Linked DNA regions of Homo sapiens: region 1 is linked to region 2. The links are chromatin contacts, found by Hi-C or POLR2A ChIA-PET in ENCODE. All regions are on one chromosome and are shown on one strand. The core of a region is the stretch at or near the end of the contact, and the rest is flanking DNA. Distances in the headings are between cores, read along the strand shown. Region 1 has its middle 24 kb from the start of MPP7-DT. Region 2 overlaps MPP7 (MAGUK p55 scaffold protein 7).

The links. A loop is a pair of places that touch in the nucleus more often than their neighbours do. ChIA-PET counts read pairs that join two places held with the same protein, here RNA polymerase II (POLR2A). Pooled maps may share reads with other maps.
Region 1: a pooled map shows a loop between it and region 2 (2.2-fold over the local background). The contact joins two enhancer-like sites. A Hi-C loop is called at or near these places in 1 of 168 maps with a recorded cell type or tissue (naive thymus-derived CD4-positive, alpha-beta T cell) and 11 of 50 pooled maps. POLR2A ChIA-PET finds 5 or more read pairs at or near these places in 3 of 52 experiments (CD4-positive, alpha-beta T cell, CD4-positive, alpha-beta memory T cell and naive thymus-derived CD8-positive, alpha-beta T cell).

What each region holds. Positions count from the first base shown.
Region 1 is chr10:28,325,223-28,328,134 of GRCh38, forward strand. It overlaps a transcript of MPP7 not described here. Among named protein-coding and RNA genes, the nearest start is that of MPP7-DT, 24 kb to the left of the region's middle. Within about 2 kb of position 1,514, at least 20 of the 41 ENCODE cell types and tissues checked have a DNase peak (open chromatin) inside an H3K27ac peak, as active enhancers do.
Region 2 is chr10:28,178,416-28,181,353 of GRCh38, forward strand. All of the region lies in intron 3 of MPP7 (MAGUK p55 scaffold protein 7), which reads right to left. Among named protein-coding and RNA genes, the nearest start is that of SNORD130, 110 kb to the left of the region's middle. Within about 2 kb of position 1,261, at least 6 of the 41 ENCODE cell types and tissues checked have a DNase peak (open chromatin) inside an H3K27ac peak, as active enhancers do.

The DNA of each region.
Region 1 (2,912 bases), core at 264-2,763, 150 kb after region 2:
GGCTTAGCACAGGGCTTGCCTCATGGTCAGAGTCAATAACATTAGCTAGTATTTGAAAGTAGTATTGTAATAAGTAGTAGAAGCATTTGTAATAGCAGATATCTAGGGAATAAGGAATAACTTGTACTGATATTAAGAACATTTTTGGCCAGGTGCGGTGGCTCATGCCTGTAATCTCAGCACTTTGGAAGGCAGAGGCAGGAGGACCACCTGAGGACAGGAGTTTGAGACCGACCAGGGCAACATAGTAATATCCCATTTCATTTCTTTTTCTTTTTTTTCTTTTTTTGAGACCGAGTCTTGCTCTGTCGCCCAGGCTGGAGTGCAGTGGCGTGATCTCAGCTCGCTGCAACCTCTGTCTCCCCGGTCCAAGGGATTCTCCTGCCTCAACTTCCCGAATAGCTGAGATTACAGGCATGCACCACCATACCCGGCTAATTTTTGTATTTTTAGTAGAGAGGGGGTTTTCCCATGTTGGCCACACTGGTCTCAAACTCCTGGCCTCAAATGATCCACCTGATTCAGCCTCCCAAAGTGCTGGGATTACAGGCATGAGCCACCGCGCCTGGCCGCAAGACCACATTTCTACAAAAAATTTAAAAATTGGCCCAGGTATGGTGGTGAACACCTATAGTCCCAGCTACTCTGGAGCCTGAAGTGGGAGGATAGCTTTAGCTCAGGAGTTCAAGGCTGCAGTGAGCTATGATCGTACCACTTCACTCCAGCCAGGGTGACAGAGTGAGACCTCATCTCAAAAAAAAAAAAAAAAAAAAATTCCTTAAAGAGAAAAATCTGGCCTGCAGTAATTAAGTTAACTTTATAGGACACGGCATAGCCCATCCTTCTCCATCTCCAGGCATGTAGAAGCTCACTGCTTTCTGTATGTGGTTACCCTATTCTGGAGCTGCACACCAAAGATTTGGGGTAGACGTGATAATGCAGAGAAACGTTTTTCAGGTGTGAAAATCTCTTATTTTTATTTATATAATCCCATATCAATTATTGGGGTTTTTCTGTACTTCCGGGAGACACTGTCACCAAAAGACCTTTAGGAAATCAATCAGTGTGGCAGAATAAAAAGACCGCTGTTCATCTTGCAGAGAAGGGCTGCTACAAATGAAGGCAGCTGCTGTTCCTCCTTGCTACCAATTGTAAATGTGAGAAGTCAGAGGTGTGGGTACGACATTGATCCTTCAGGCACTCTATAAATATTAATTGAAGGAAGGTGTTGATAAGGCAAAGAAACTTACACTTCTACAAATGGTGACAGTCAATGCTCCGGGCTCAATTTTAAAAAGAAAAAGACAAACAAGGAAGTCCAGATCATTAGAAGGGCTTTCTTGGCAGTGCTAAGTTACAGCCATCAGCAGAGCAAGCCCTGGCTAAGGCTAATGTCACATGGTAAGATGATTTATTCTTTCCCCTAAGTCAGCCTTGAAAATACATTTTTCAAATTGCCTGTCCACAGCGTAGTTTTACTGTGACAAGGCACTCAGTTCCTTAACATTCACCTGGCACAACGCTCTCAACAGCAAAGCCAAGTGGCAGAAAGTGCTGGGCCACATTGCCAGGGTACATGCCAGTCGGTTCACCAGAGAGTTTGCAAACCCCAGCTCCCGGGCTCTGTCTGCTGCACTGATATTCTATTAAATCCCATAGACCAGAAAAAGCTTCAATGCTTAGATGCAAGAAAGAGTTGAAGTGTTCGTGGCCACTAAGCCCAGGACTCAGCCATGACAATGAACGGTATCAATGACCAGGGAAGGATATGGTGAGGACGGAGATGCCAGGAGAGTCTGGATACATTCCTCCCCAGGTCACCAGCATTTACTTGGGAAAGCAAAGCACATGTGACCAGCTGCACTGAAAAACACCAACGTGAACCTTCAAAGGGAAACCAGATGGCTCTAAGCCAGGGGTAAAAATAGCTCAGCATCCAGCAAAGCCCAAACTAGGAACTGGGAAGTCTTAGAGCCTCTCAGGTTTTGATTTCAACTTGTCAAAGAAGTAAAAAAAAAAAAAAAAAAAAAAAAAGTCTTAACTGTGAGAAGTTGTTTTGGAAAGAGATATTCAAAATGCAAATATTACCCCTTCTACCTAGCTCGTTTCAAATTCATTGGACTGTCATTTGCAAAAGAATTGAAAAAGATTTGCAGCTGGAAAAAAAAAATTTATATTTCTTCTCATCTGACCATAAAAAGAAAAACTGGCAAACCAGCTTAGAAACTTGATAAAGAACTTCTTCAATTCGTGGACTAATAGGAAGAGCTGGATAAAGACAGAAATAACAACTTTTGATTTTTTTTAATTTAACAGTTTTTAAAGACCCAAATATATGGATTTATCTGAGTTCTAGTTTATTTATTTATTTATTTTACAGAAGCTGTTTAATCTAGCTCCTATTGTTCCAGCGAGGTTTCTATTTTTAACCAATGGGGGTGAATCATGCTGAGACCATCTAGGGACATGTTTAGAACATGAATTTTCAAGTCAAGAACCAAGTGAAAATTTTATTCCCAAATCAGGGCCTGGCTGCTCAGCACACTAGCAGCTATTGTGCCCTGACATTATATTCGTGAGTGTGCACTGATTGTGTCATTCAGAACAGAGGTGACTGGAAGAATTCCATGGACCAGAAAGAGCTCGGATAATAACTCCTTAAAGATAAGAGGAAATAAATGGCATTTGACTTGGGGTTCCCTCAGTCCCCTGACCTGTTGAACAAGGAAATGTTTTTGTATCTTTCAGTTGCTGAAATTGATGCAGGCTTCTGTCTCCATCCAATCAGCAAAGACGTTTTTGTCCTCATGTACAGTGTTGTTCTGTGCTGAGAACCATGAATCCTTTTCTTATTTGACTCAAACTTCTAGTGCTTCATTAATATAATACAGTCTTGGTACTTGGCTAATAAA
Region 2 (2,938 bases), core at 11-2,510:
AAGCCCCCACAGGATAAACACCAAGCAGGCAAAACAGGAAAAAAAAAGTCCCAGAGTAAAGAAAAATTGTGAACAAAATGAGGAGAATTGAAAATGAAACCGAAACCATTCTACTGAATACTCATCAACAAGCAGAGTAGCATGATAGTAAAAATGTAGAACTTGAGTCAGACCACCTGGGTTCAAGACCAGCTCTACCACCTAACTGGCTGTGTAATCAAAGTGGTACCTCATTCTTCTAATCTTTACAATGGGGTAAAGATTAATATCTATCTAAAGGGTTGCTGGAAGAGAGAAACAAGGTACTTAGAACTTTGAAAAGTTCATGGAACACAGAATCAACAAAAAGGGGGCTTTTGTTTTGTTTAATTATCCTCAGAAAGATTCTATAGTGTATCCATGGAATGAGACTAAGATGTTACAAAAAAGAAACAGAGACATTCTTCTCAAATGTACTGGAATTAAAATAGCAGCAGCGAATTTTTAAGATTTTAAAGAGAAATGTAGTAAAAGTTGAAGAAATCTCTTTAAAAGCAAAGGTAAAATCCAGAAAGGCCAATATTCACCTAAAAGAACTTCTAGAAAGATGGAAGAGGAGAAGAGCTGAGGGAAGGAAATTATCAAGAAATTAAAGCTGAAGAACAGATGTCTCCAGGACTGAAAAGGTCCATTGGATCCAACCATTACAACGACTGGGGTGCAGATAAAGAACTCCTTGCAACCCCACACTAACCTCATCACTGTGAAATTTCTCCTCCAACACACTCACACTGGTTAATTCTTCAGCAACTTTCAGATCTTATTTAACTAGATCAGTGATCAGTTCTTCAATAAAACTTCCCAGAATCTTGGAAAATACCCCCTTCTCTGCCCCTTATACACTCAAAGCACCAAAAACCTGTCCCTATCTCAGTAATAATTACACACTTACTCAAGTGATTACTTGAGTGTTGATTCCAAGAGTCATATGGTTTAAGACCACCGTGTCTGTTTTTCACCATTGCATCCCCATCATCTAACACAATCTATAATAACTATTTAAATACATTTTATATAAATGAGCCATATAATAAAATTACTGATTTCTTGGAAATATCATACATTAATAATAATAAATACCTCTACTACAGAGTTTCACAACTCATTACATGAAATAAAAAAATTTCACAAGTTTTTCGTACTGCTTTGGCCTGAATTTGCTTCTTTTATCTTTAACCCATCAGTGACAGAACTAAATTCTTTAAGCTAGGTCTCAGATGTCCCGAAGGAATGAGCACCACCTAGTGGAGGCACATAATATTAAAAAGTGGCTTGAAACACTACCTAAATTTACTAGGCACACAATAGTGGCTAGCCAAATATTTATTCAAATTAAAAGACAAAGATACATGCCAACTTTGTCAAGTAATGAAAATCAAATTTTTACCATCTGTATAATTTATAACATTCCAATTTAAACAAATGAAATTCACAAATAAAATGTATTTTTAAAGTTGGCAGTTAACATCCTTTCATTTAGCTTTTAACTGAACACAGAAATGAAAACAATGAGGAAGAAAGCAATTCTAGATGCTATGCTTCCAAAGTGAGAAAGAAAATAAAGGTACAATTAAAACACTAATTGCATATGAAAATACACCATTTGATACACTCAAGCCTTTCAAAAAAAATAGGAAAGTTTTTTATCAGAAGGGAGGGGGTGTATTATACTTTGATATTGATAGCCCTCGCTTGCTAAGCAAAAATAATTGTGAAATGTAGTAATGAAACAGGGGACTCTAAGAACAATGTAGATACATTTGTCTTCTAGTTTTATTAGTGATGAAAGGAAACACAAATCAAAAGTATCCAGGATAGCACACTCCTGGGTTAATATATTAATATTAAACTGGAATAATCAAGTAAAACAGGGACATCTTACAAGACATATCACCCTTTCTCAAGCCTTGCCACAGTGGTTGCAGAGGGGAGATGCATGTCTATCAAAGAAGAAAATGTAAAAATTACCAAGTTTTGACAAGAAAATGAATATGAACTTTCTACAGCGCAACTGTTAGATCAATAGCAACTACCTAAAAGTAATTAGCCTCATGCAATGTTAATAACTATTTATTTTAATTTCTACATCACTAAGCCATATTTGAAAAATATATTTGAAATGTAATATAGTGAAAATACTTGTTAAAATTAAGTTATAAATAATATTGTGGTAATAAGCAATGCCTAAACCTTAGCAGCATATAACAACGAAAGTTTATATTCCCCCAGACACTCTCTGTCTACTGCATTTCCTCTGTGAACTCTGCTCCACAAGCCCACGTGCTCAGACCCAGGTGGGGAGAACTCCCACCACCTGGAACATCAGCAGTCAGCAATGGGGGCTGGAGGGTAGGAAGAAGAGACAGAGTGCACTGACTGCTAAAGGCTTCTGCCCAGCGGTGACACACTTCACTCCCACTCACATTCTATTGACTAAACAAGTCATGTGGCCATAACTAACATCAAGAGGTGGAGAAGTGCAATCTTACATGTACCTGTAAACAGCACTACTGCAGGATATACGGATGGATGGATGGATGAATGGATGGACCCATGGGTGGGTAGATAAATATAAAATAATTTTTTGATTCAGAATGGATCACCTGCAACTAATTTTACATATACAGAAGCTTATTAATTTTACTTTTAGGTTCTTTATAATAAATTAGATTTACATTAATGTCTTATAGAATTATAATAAAGTATTTTAAATAACATTTTGAAACATTTAAAAATACTCAATTTTAAAATGTTAAAGATTTAAAGTATTTTACGTGAAAATGGAAAGAATGATAAAACCAATCTAATTCAGTAATTTCCTTTGATAGTCTATTATTGTTAAACCGTGATCATCATAGAACATTCCTAATTCCTATTTTATTGACATGCAGAAATATCA